Linked DNA regions of Homo sapiens: region 2 is linked to region 1. Evidence: read pairs that join two places in POLR2A ChIA-PET (ENCODE). Cell type or tissue: MCF 10A. All regions are shown on one strand. Each heading gives the region's core, and the rest is flanking DNA. Links, peaks and the distances in the headings are about the cores only.

Region 1 (5,369 bases), core at 248-5,247:
TGGGATGCTGAAGCAGAAGGATTGCTTGAGCCCAGAGGTTCAGGTGAGCTGTGCTCACACCACTGCATTCCAGCCTGGATGACAGAGTGAGACCCTGTCTTTTAAAAAACAACCAAAAAACGCCAAAAAACTAAATTTAAGATTCTTTACCATTTGGCCGGCCCCACTGCTCTTCCCTTGCCTGTCCCCTCACACCCCACCAAAATCCTCTAAAATCCCTGCCAGTATGATCTTCCTAAATGAGTTTAGTCTTATAATTTCCCTGTTTAGAATCCTTGTAAGGGTAAAGTTTAAACCCCTCTGCTTAGCCCCTGCCTCCAGCCTCTGCCAGGAGTAATGTGCTCCCATAGTACTCTGATCCACTTGTATTTGGTGCTTCCTTTTTTTTTTCTTTTCCTTCCTTCCTCCTTTCCTTTCCCTTCCTCTTCCTCTTCCTCCATTCTTCCCTCCCTCCGTCTTCCTCCATTCTTCCCTCCCTCCCTATTCCTCCATTCTTCCCTCCCTCCCTCCCTCTCACATCCTTTAGGACTCAGCATCACCTCCTCTAGGCAGTCTTTCCTGACTACCACCACTTATGCACAAAACACCTAAGCACTACCTTATGTGGCCTCATTTATTCACTGCTTAAATATTTTTTATACACGTGCTGTGATGTGGCACATGCAGGTGTCATTCTTGATGATCCACTGGTTATTGCCTTGAGGGGATGACAACTGCCCGGTAGGGTTACCTGGTGTGACTGCACCTAAAACAGCAATACCAAAGGGCCCATTGCCAGTTCTGTCACTGACCAGCTGGGGCCTCTGAGTATATCCCTTAACCACTTTGGACCTTAATTTGGCATCTGTCAAATGAGATGGTGGAACTTGAGGAACTCTAAGGCCCCTACTGTGCAGGTCTTATTAATGATTACAACAGCAGCAGCAGCCAGTGTTTACTGAGGACTTACAAAGCACCAAGCACTTTGCCAGGCACTTTGTCTATCCTAATCCTTACATCAACTCTACGAAGTTAGTATGGTTACTATCCCTATTTTACAGATGAGGAGACTAAGGCTAAGAGAGGTTATATGACTTGACCACAAGGTCATAATAAAGAAACAGATTTGAATCCAGGCATTCTGACTTTACTGTTCTTAGCCACATAAATGGGCACACATTCGACACACAGTTTTGTGTACTGTTTGGTGGTCACTCACAGACTCCATCCCAGACCTCTGCATGAACCATCCCTGTTCTACAGTTTTAAAGGCTCAAACTGGAGTCTGGGTGAAACCTGGGGACAGAAGACTGCTATAGTCACAATTATTAGAGGGAAATGGGTGAGGACCAGTGGCCAGCTCTGTTCATGAACCTTTGACAATTCTCACAGAGAGTCTTGCTTTGGACAGAGACAACTTACGTTGCTGTTTTCAGTTACCCTCTTTAGGAGGGGAGAGTAGGCCTGAGTCATGCTTCAGACACAGATTAAAATCAGATTTGGTACCAGGTGCAGTGGTTCACGCCTGTAATCCCAGCACTTTGGGAGGCTGAGATGGCGGATCACTTGAGGTCAGGAGTTTGAGACCAGCCTGGCCAACATGGTGAAACCCCATCTCTACTAAAAATACAAAAATTAGCTGGGTGTGGTGGCGGGCACCTGTAATTCCAGCTGCTTGGGAGGCTGAGGCAGGAGAATCACTTCAACCCGGGAGGTGGAGGTTGCAGTGAGCCAAGATTGTGCCATTGCACTCTAGCCTGGGCAACAGAGCAAGACTGTGTCTCAAAAAAAAAACAAAATCAGATCTGGGTAGTATCCCTGGCAGAGTCCCAGGGGCATCCTTTATTAGGGTTATAGATGGCAGACTCCCTAATCTATGCATATAAAGCCTTATTAATGGAGAAGGGGGTGTGTGTGTGTAACTTAAAAAAAAGAAGTGTAATATTATATGGAATACCTGTTGTAAACTAAAATAACTGGCAAATGAAATTAAATAAGTTAACTGAAATATAATAGGCCCACACCATAATGTATTGTAATGTATCGTCAACCCATTTACCTCCCTAAAGGCTTATAGAAAAGAATCTTTAAAGTCTTGAGCTCTGATACACACACTCTTTCTCACTCTCTCTCTGTCTCTCTACTGGTTCCTATTTTTCTGAAGTCTTTGTCTGAACTAGAGTGGGTGGGTGGTAGGGCTAGTTAGCAATTGCAGCCCATTCTCCATGCCTCCCCCCGTCTCATCTTTTTCAGGGACAGCCAACATAATGTGGTCACAGGTGTGTTGGGTGAGCCTTGATTAATGAGATTCACGGCTGTCGAGTCAGGTCCTCCGGCTCATCAGCCTTTGGCAGTTTAGCAAGCAGGCTGGGGCCCTCAGCTCCCACTGCTGCATTCCTTCTCTAGGCGGTGTATTCTCTCTTTACGACACGTGTTCTCTCTCTTTTTTTCCTTTTGGTTAGTTGAACTTGTTCTGAGTCCAAGTGGCAAAGGCAAAGCCTGACTTGGGTGTAGCAGCTCTGTGTCAATAGCCGTCTCTCTGCTGGAGCCTCCAGGCAGGCGGTGGGGCAGAGCTGGGCAGTTTCTGAAAGCCCTGCTGTGCCTGACTGCCATCCAGGTGAGACAGAGCTCACCTCCTGGCTTCTGCACGCTGCAGGCCTTGTTTCCCCAGGGAGGAGTTGAAAAGCCACTTCTGTGCTTGCCTCTCCTGGCAGCAGGGATTCGAATAGTTGCTAGAATTCTCTCAACTTTGTGTGTGATTATGGCTTCCTTACCAAAGTGGCTGCTTTTAACTAACTTATGGCTGAAGTTTTCACTTTATGTCCTTGTTTGTTTGTTACAGGTGAATCAGCTCCCGGCCGACTTTAGGATTCTTCTGGATTTTAAATTTTTTCTTTTTAAAAAAACTTGGACGGATAAAAGATGTGCCATGGCAGGATAGCACCAAAGAGCACCTCAGTGTTTGCCGTGGCCTCCGTGGGACATGGAGTGTTCCTTCCGCTAGTGATCCTTTGCACCCTGCTTGGAGACGGACTTGCTTCCGGTAAGTCCTGACCTGCCTTCTGTGTGTGGGTGGGAAAATATTTAATACCATTGTTTCTCTCGAAGACTAGGACAGGGGACTCTCCTCCTGGCAGGCGGTTTCAGGGAGAGCAGAGGGTGGAGGGCTTTTGTGGTAAATATAGCAGGGAGCCAGTCCTTCTGAGGTCTAATGAGTCACCTGGAGGAGGGGCGTGTGGGAGCCTGCTGGTGGTAACCTTGTCACCCCTCTCCCCCAGCCATAATCATCATCAGGAGGACAGAGGTGTAAGGTTCAGAGCACAATATGCAGGTTAAGGGGACAGACTTTGGAATCAGACTGCCTGTGTTCAGTGCCCATTCTCACTACTTGCCTGCCCTGTGACTCTGAACAAGTTATTTTACTGCTGCAAGGCTCTGTTTCCTCAGCTGCAGAATGGGATAATAATAATACCTACCTCACTGGGTGGTTGTGAAGATTGAGGTAATAAAATAAGTATGTAATGATTGTTAGCTGTCTTTTGTTTGTTCGTCTTTCTGCGCTTTTTCTCAGAATGAGTGGGTAGTTGAAGTATTGTAATTTAGTGAAAATAAGACCCGGTCACTGACACTACAAATGTTGTGATCTTGGGCAAGCGACTTAACCATTCTAGGGCTCAGTTTTTCCCTCCATCAGATGAATGGGTTTACCTGGAATAACATTTAAAGTCACTTCTTTGCCCCTCAGTAAATGCTTTGATGATTCTAAGGACTTTGTGGTTGAAGATGGTGAGCTGGACGGGCCCTAGCAGGGGCTAGACATGCCCCATTGAGCCTTTTTGTTTGTTTGTTTGTTTGTTTGTTTGTTTTCAGAGAGTCTCACCCTGTTGTCCAGGCTGGAGTGCAGTGGCACGATCGTGGCTCACTGCAACCTCTGCCTCCCGGGTTCCAGCGATTCTCCTGCTTCAGCCTCCCGAGTAGCTGGGACTACAGGCTCATGCCACCACACCTAGCTAATTTTTTTATTATTTAGTTGAGACGGGGTTTCACCATGTTGGCCAGGCTGGTCTTGAATTCCTGACCTCAGGTGATCCACCCACCTTGGCCTCCCAAAATGTTGGGATTACAGGCGTCAGCCACGTGCTCGGCCCATTGAACCTTTTTGAGTTTGTACAGCCCTTGTTGCCTTCAACAGTGCTCCAGAGACCCTTCTAGGCAGTCTTTGTGTGATCTTCTAGACAAAATGTCCTTAAAGGACATGTTTGGGTGTGTACGGTAGGCCTCTGGGTGGTGTGCCACAACCTACCTCTGTGTCTACACTCCAGAATCATCATTGAACTCACCAATACTGGTGTTCCTACTGGACTTTGTTAGAAACACATACATGGCAGTTTCCTTGTCCAGTGCTTCCTGGAGAGGGATCTCAGAACTAGATCCTGGAAGGGGACTTTGGTGGGGACAGTAGGGGAGTGGTATATTGTGGCTGTAGAGCCTCCATAGTTTAGTGCTACTTCTTTCATTCTCTATCAGCTCCCACCACCCACTTATCCAACATAAACAGATAATGGCACAGTCTCAGCTAATCTTTTTTTTCTTTTCTTTTCTGAATTGTTGGAAGAAACAATTACAGATTTTTTTGTTCATTGTAGCCTTCTCCACTACCAACATATAGATGTGCCTTTCCTTCCACCCTATTCTGACACTTAACCCAAGCCTTTTCCCCCTAGGCATGAGGAGCCCCTGGCACAGCCCAGGGGGCCATGATGATTGGGACCCCACAATGTGGCCATCATGGTTATATGAGGTTTCAAAGGAAGAGAAGACCAGGCTATACCAATGTGCAACAAAATGAAGCAGAGCCTCCTTTCATAGGGTCACCCCAAAACCAGAGGAGGCCTCTAGAAGTGCTAGTTGCAGAACCACAGAGTGTGGTTGACTCTCTTATTCACCACTGTGTCTTTAGAGCAGAAGTTGGCAAACTGGCCCACAGGCCAAATCCTACCTGCCATCTGCTTTTGTAGAACCTTCCAGTTAACTGTTTATATTTTTAAATGGTTGGAAAAATCAGAAAGATATTTCATGACATGTAAAAATGTATATGAAACTTAAATTTCAATGTCTATAAAGTTTTATTGGAACACAGCAGTGCTCATTCATGTATATATTGTCTATGGCTGCTTTTGTGCTGCAGTGGCAGAGTTGAGTCGTTATGACAAAGACCATGTGGCCTGAAAAGCCTAAAATGTTGAGGCTTTAAAATATTTGGGTCTTTGTAAAAGAGGTTCTTCCCCAGCCCAGAACAAATGGTGCTCAATAAGTATGCATGTGAATGGAATGACTGTCAGAGCAGGAAGGAAGGAAGGCCTAGTCAAAACCAGCTTGGGCTTCAGAGA
Region 2 (5,369 bases), core at 172-5,171, 360 kb after region 1:
AGGACCTCTATGTCAGTTGCTCCTAGAATTCAGTTCCCCATCTTCCAATGACTGGCCCCTGCTTATCTATTTAAATGTCACCTTCTCAAGTACCACTCAATCTGTAGGAGCTGCCTGTTCACCCTGTACCTCAGCACCCCTTTTTAACTCAGCCTAGCATATATCACGGTCTGATATTTTGCTGGCTTGTTGATATATTATCTGTCTCCCTAAACCCAAGGAGAATTTAAGTTCTATGAGAGAAGAAACATTTTCTGTCTTCTTCCCTCCTGTATTCCCAGAGCTTAGACTAGTGTCTGGAACATAGTAGGTGCCCAGTAAAATATGATAAATGAATAAATAGCTAGAGGGACGGGGGATAGATGGATGGATCCCTGTCTCGATAAGACCTCTTTCTGGCACACATCAGAGGGTCAACCAACCACCACAAGACCAAGTATAAGGCTGGAGCCAGCTGTCAAGTTTACTGTGGTGCTATTTTGTAACCAGGGCCCGAGGGTACCCTGGCCAGGACCCAGGGACTTGGAGCGCCATGCAGACAGACCCTGGCCAGTTGTCCCTCTTGTTTGATGGAGGAGCAGAGGTATGAGGCAGCTGGAGGTCAGGTAGCATGTCTGGAACAGGACTGACGAAGACAATTAGGAAATCCAGGCATTCTGAGTTTTGGCCTTGGCTGTGGAATTCAGGCAGAGTTGGGGCTACAGGCATGAGGTTAAGGAAGCCGCATCTGATCCCTCCTTTATCCTCTCAGACTCTAGTAGTTAAAGCTGGACATCAGCTGGGGCCAGGGAAACAGTCTCACTTGGGGACAGTGGGAAAAAGGGATAGAAGATGTTTGGACAGTGCAGAAAAAAGGTGCCTTCCTCCCAGTCTACTTCCTGTCAGGCATGGAGATGTTGGCTTTGCATCAGCTCTCACGTTTCAACCCGCCCCTGGTATGAGCTCCATGCTAGGTTCTGGGGCATCTGAAGAAAAGGGGATCATTTCTGGTCTGGAAGGGAGATACAGAACAACCATATGACTGCAGTATAAAGTCGGTAGGATAATAGAGGCTGAGAAAGTGTTGCAGGGACCCTGGGGAGCCAGAGCATGTGAGGGAAGGCCTTCCATGGGAGCAACAGTGGAGCCCCATCTTCCCTTATGAGTGGGAAAATGCCTGACCTAGATGGACCAGGGGTAAGGGCCTTCCAGCAGAGGGGACCATGTGGGTAGTGAGGTGTGAACAGGGTAGGAAGTGTGGAAGGAATTGTAAGAAGTAGTATGGTTTATGTTTGGGAGTCAGGCTGGGGACAGGTAGGAGATGAGGCTGCAGAGTTGAGCAGAGCCCAGCTGGTGCCAGGCCCTGGGAGTCAAGATGCAGGGCAGAAGGGAGCTGCAGGGTTAGGTGGGCATTTTTGCAGAGTCATCCTGATGGCACTATGGAAGCAGGATTGGAGGGGAGCAAGGCAGGCAGGAAGACGATAGCAAGTGTCAGCATGAAGGGTGATGAGGGCATGGACCGTGGGAAAGGGATGATTTGCTGAAGCTTTTGTAAAGAAATCAATAGGATTTCAAGACTTGCTACATGCAGGGAGTAGAAGAGTGGGAGGCATCTACTCCCTTTTCTGGCCTGATTTATTAGCAAAAAACAGTGCTACAAAGATCTAAAAATAGGCAGAGTAGAATGGGGTGTCTGTGAAAACTCTATGGCAGGTGCGTGGGAGGGTGTGCATTGCAAATATCAATGGATGATAGTCCCTCTTGGTGAATGTTTTCTGTGTGAGTGAGTTATCCCTTTGGCCCCTCTGGCCAGGGCTCCAGGAGGCAGTGTTCCCCCTTAGAACAGCCTTCCCACAGCACCCATTAGCATTTATCAGTCCCAAAGGAAGATTTCTGAGATCTCAGCCGGCAGAGTCTTCTAGAGCAGGGGAACCCTCTCCTGGCTTCACCCTCCCCCAGGGAAAGTCAACTTTGAGGGGAGGTGGGAAGGGCTGTGTGAGCCTCTTGGCCCTTCACGTGGTCCCCTGAGGGGAGACTGTACTGTGGCTTCCTCCTTCCTGCCCAGTGTGGTTGCCTGTTGATGGCTTTGCAAGGAAGAGGCTGGAATGTGGCTGACTTGGCATTTCCCAGCCGCACCCGCACAGCTGGCGGGGCCTGGACCCAACTCCAGACGGGGCTCAGTTGGTCTGCTTGGCTTGGCTAGTGCCTCCAGGCCGTCCCGCCTTACCTTCTCTAAAACTGCTTAGGACAGCAGAACTGGGCCCGAGATCTTGGCCAAAGCAGGTTTCCTTGTGGTAAACGGAGCTGGCTCTCCAGCTGTGCATTGCAGCCAAGGCCTGGTGGGGCTGAGGCTGCAGAAGCAAAACTGAAAGTGCTGTGGGAGAAGTGTAGCCTATGCCACCTCTGAAACTGGGAGAAGGCTCCTTGGGGCCAGTTTGGGGAGGAACTTGGCTCTAGTGGGTTTCCTCATCCCTGGAGGCAGAAGTCAACAGGACAGTCACAAAAACAGCCCAGAGGTAGGGCAGACACCAACGTTATTTGGCTTATGTTGTCTGAACCATAGTCTTCTAAAATCTGGAATCTGGTATCATTTGGGTGTGTCTTTTCATACCATATCCAAGGAAACTTGGATATTGTACCTACCCAGTGAGCCCTTTTAGTAGAAGTAGTACTTTACCCATGGAGAAGTCTGCAGTGTGGACAAGCGAGTGCTGTTACACTGATCCTAAGGAGCTCTTGCTCCCTCTAACTTAGGTCCCCAGCCTTTGCCTGATGACCAGCTTTGAATTCGGCAGTCCTGACCTCCAGTGGAATATATGTGTGCTTGTGTGAGACAGGTTGGGAGCCTGAGGCCAGTGTAATCCTGGAGCTGGGAGGGGAAGGGGCAAGGCTTTGGGCTTTCTTGGGCTATGGCTTTGTGGTTGAGGGGGTCTAACTGTGATGGAAAGTCTCCAGCAAAGACTGCTTGAGAGATTCCTGAAGCTCTGGGGGAGGCCTCCCTGCTCCATGCCTATCCAGCACTCCCCCAGGAAAAATCTCAGATTTTGTTCAGTTAACAGAGGCCTCTTGGGTCTTCTTTTGCACAGACTTACTGCTATGCTAGGACTCCTGCTGGATCTAAGTCTTAGCCAAGAGCTTGTACAAAGCATAGTGGGTACCTGCTGTCAACTTCATCTGTGACTTAAGGCTGTTGCCAGGCCAGAAACTTGATTTACAGAGTTTTTAAATCCATTGCCTTCAATAGTTTTGTTGGAAGTAGGGAAACTATCCCCAAACCCTTCCAGCTACTGTCTTTTGTCTGACTCCATCTTCTTCTTTAAGCATCATGCTTAAATATTCTTCTTGGGCCATGGCTAGAGCCTCCATTCCTCTAGATCAAGGGTTTTGTTTTGTTTTGTTTTTGTCTTTTTTTTTTTTAACCTGAGTCCATGGACTTTGAATGGATTTAGGGAGTCCATTAATCTGAAATCTGCAGACTTCTCTGTGTATGTCCATTTCTCTAGAGAGAGAGCTCACATCTTTGTGTAGGCTCTCAGAGGGTTCACAATCCCTCATGGACTCAAAGCTGAAATTTTCTGCTATTAATGTACTTGGAGTTTGGCCTGGCCAAAGTGTTGGATTCCAAAGATGACCCTAGGGCTACCCAGCTTACAGGTAGAGGTAGGGCTCTCTTATTTAGGGATTTGAGGGTTGTTTTGGCAGCCGAAGGAGTTCAGAAGCAGAGAATATCATGCTAGCTGGGAAGGAGGAAGGAAGGCAACAGGACCCTCGGGCCTCACAGGGCAGGCTGTGAGTCATGCCAGTGTTAGAGGGAGCCCAGAGGCACTACCTGGAGGGGCTCAGAGGATCTCTCCTGAGGAAGTGAATGCTGCACATCTCAGCCCAGTGGCTCAGCTGGGAGCCAGGCAGGGTGGGGGGCAGCAATCAGAAGTCGTGGCTGCCCTGCACTGGGAGGCCTTGATGGGAGTGAAGAGAGTCAAAATGTTGTTCTTCTGGCAAGGAGATGTCAGGAAGGGAAAATCAGAAGAAAGGCAGGGAAAGGGGCAGGAGTCAGATGATGGTCACTCTCAGGCATGGAAGGAAACTCTTGGAGGTTGTAAAGTCAGAAGAAGAACTGCTTCTTGCTGCAAAATAGCCCAAAGGAGGGTGGCAGAGCTCTATCAATGGAGTGGCTGAAAGCTGGACAGGCGGGAGCCCCAGAAACACGTGTTGGAGGGAGTGCGCCTCCCCTGGCAGGGCCTCTGGGTGGGATGACCTCATCCCTTCCCGTCTCAGTGACTGAGGCTTTATTATTCCAGCCTCTAGGTAGACATTACGCTATACTGAGCCTAAAGGTTAAAGGAAGAGCTGCCTTTGCCTTGGAACTCTCATGGCTCCCTGGCAGGAGGGGCTGAGCAGGAAGGTCCCTGACTGCCTCCCTCATTGCTTGAGAGAACTGAGTTCCTTCCTTGGGGGCCTTCTGTCTCTGCTCCACAGCCTGTGTCCTCCCTGCTGTTTGGGGAAAGGCAGGGACAGGCAGGTCACTCCCCTACCTGCACCAATAGAATTCCAACAAAATTTTCTGCCTTTGCAGCTGGTATGCACTGCAGGGGCCGTCTTAACAGTGAATATTGCAGGTAAAATAGGGAAAGATGGAAAACACCAGAATACTGTGTATGCTGGCAGAGACAAAATCTGAGTTCTTCAGTGAATAACTTCATGCCTGTTTCAAAGACCTCCTGAGCCTGGTTTCCATGACAGACTAAGCAGATTTCCTAAAAGTTAGAGGCAGCTGGCAGCTCTCCACGGCTCCCTCACACCTTCCGCCAGGTACTCTTTGAGTTAAACCTGTCACGATGAGGTCCCCTTGGCAGATCCACTAATTGCATCCTCCTGGAATCAGTCCAGGATGCCCGGATTACCTGCTCAAGACTGAAATTCAGCTAATTAGGAATAGGCATCTAACAGGGATGGATGACTGGCTTTTTTTCCCCCCGCATAATGGAACTTCTTTTTCCCTGAACTTGGACGTTACTTGGTGGGGTGGAAGAGGAGGGAGTTTGCTGGCTTGTTCACAGGGGAGGGGTCAGAGATTATCTCCCTTCTGGAAAACTCAGCAAACCCCAGAGAAGTCAGGGTGGCATGACAAGTGCCTTGAATAGTTTCCCCACCAGGAACAGCTTCAGAATGTGCAGACAGGCCTTCGACCCTGATCTAGGATCCCTCTGGAACAGTGAGCCCTCTGCCCCACTTCTGACCTCTGGTAGTCATGTGCTCTGTCCCAGCGCCCTGCACACTGAGGATGTGAATGTGTGGGACTCCCAACATCAATCTTTTTCTCCTTCCCCAGGGGAAGTTGCACAAGGGCCTAGATCACAGTCACTCAGTGCCAAGCCCTGGGAACAGGAGCC

What was found. Peaks named below come from ENCODE experiments on the same cell type or tissue, not always from the same donor. Only the 100,000 strongest peaks of a DNase experiment are listed, where the experiment ranks them.
Region 2: POLR2A ChIA-PET joins it to region 1 with 7 read pairs; 2 of 35 experiments call an interaction of 5 or more read pairs at or near these places.

The regions. Positions count from the first base shown.
Region 1 is chr14:69,655,692-69,661,060 of GRCh38, forward strand. SUSD6 (sushi domain containing 6) reads left to right here. Exons shown (of 6, transcript NM_014734.4): 2 at 2,822-3,022. The coding sequence starts at 2,902. Among named protein-coding and RNA genes, the nearest start is that of SUSD6, 47 kb to the left of the region's middle. RefSeq lists an enhancer at 2,008-2,788. In MCF 10A, for the core only: no CTCF peak of the experiment used is centred there; DNase peaks (open chromatin) are centred at 2,460 and 3,160.
Region 2 is chr14:70,016,768-70,022,136 of GRCh38, forward strand. All of the region lies in intron 10 of SMOC1 (SPARC related modular calcium binding 1), which reads left to right. Among named protein-coding and RNA genes, the nearest start is that of SNORD169, 41 kb to the left of the region's middle. RefSeq lists an enhancer at 4,045-4,339. In MCF 10A, for the core only: no CTCF peak of the experiment used is centred there; no DNase peak of the experiment used is centred there.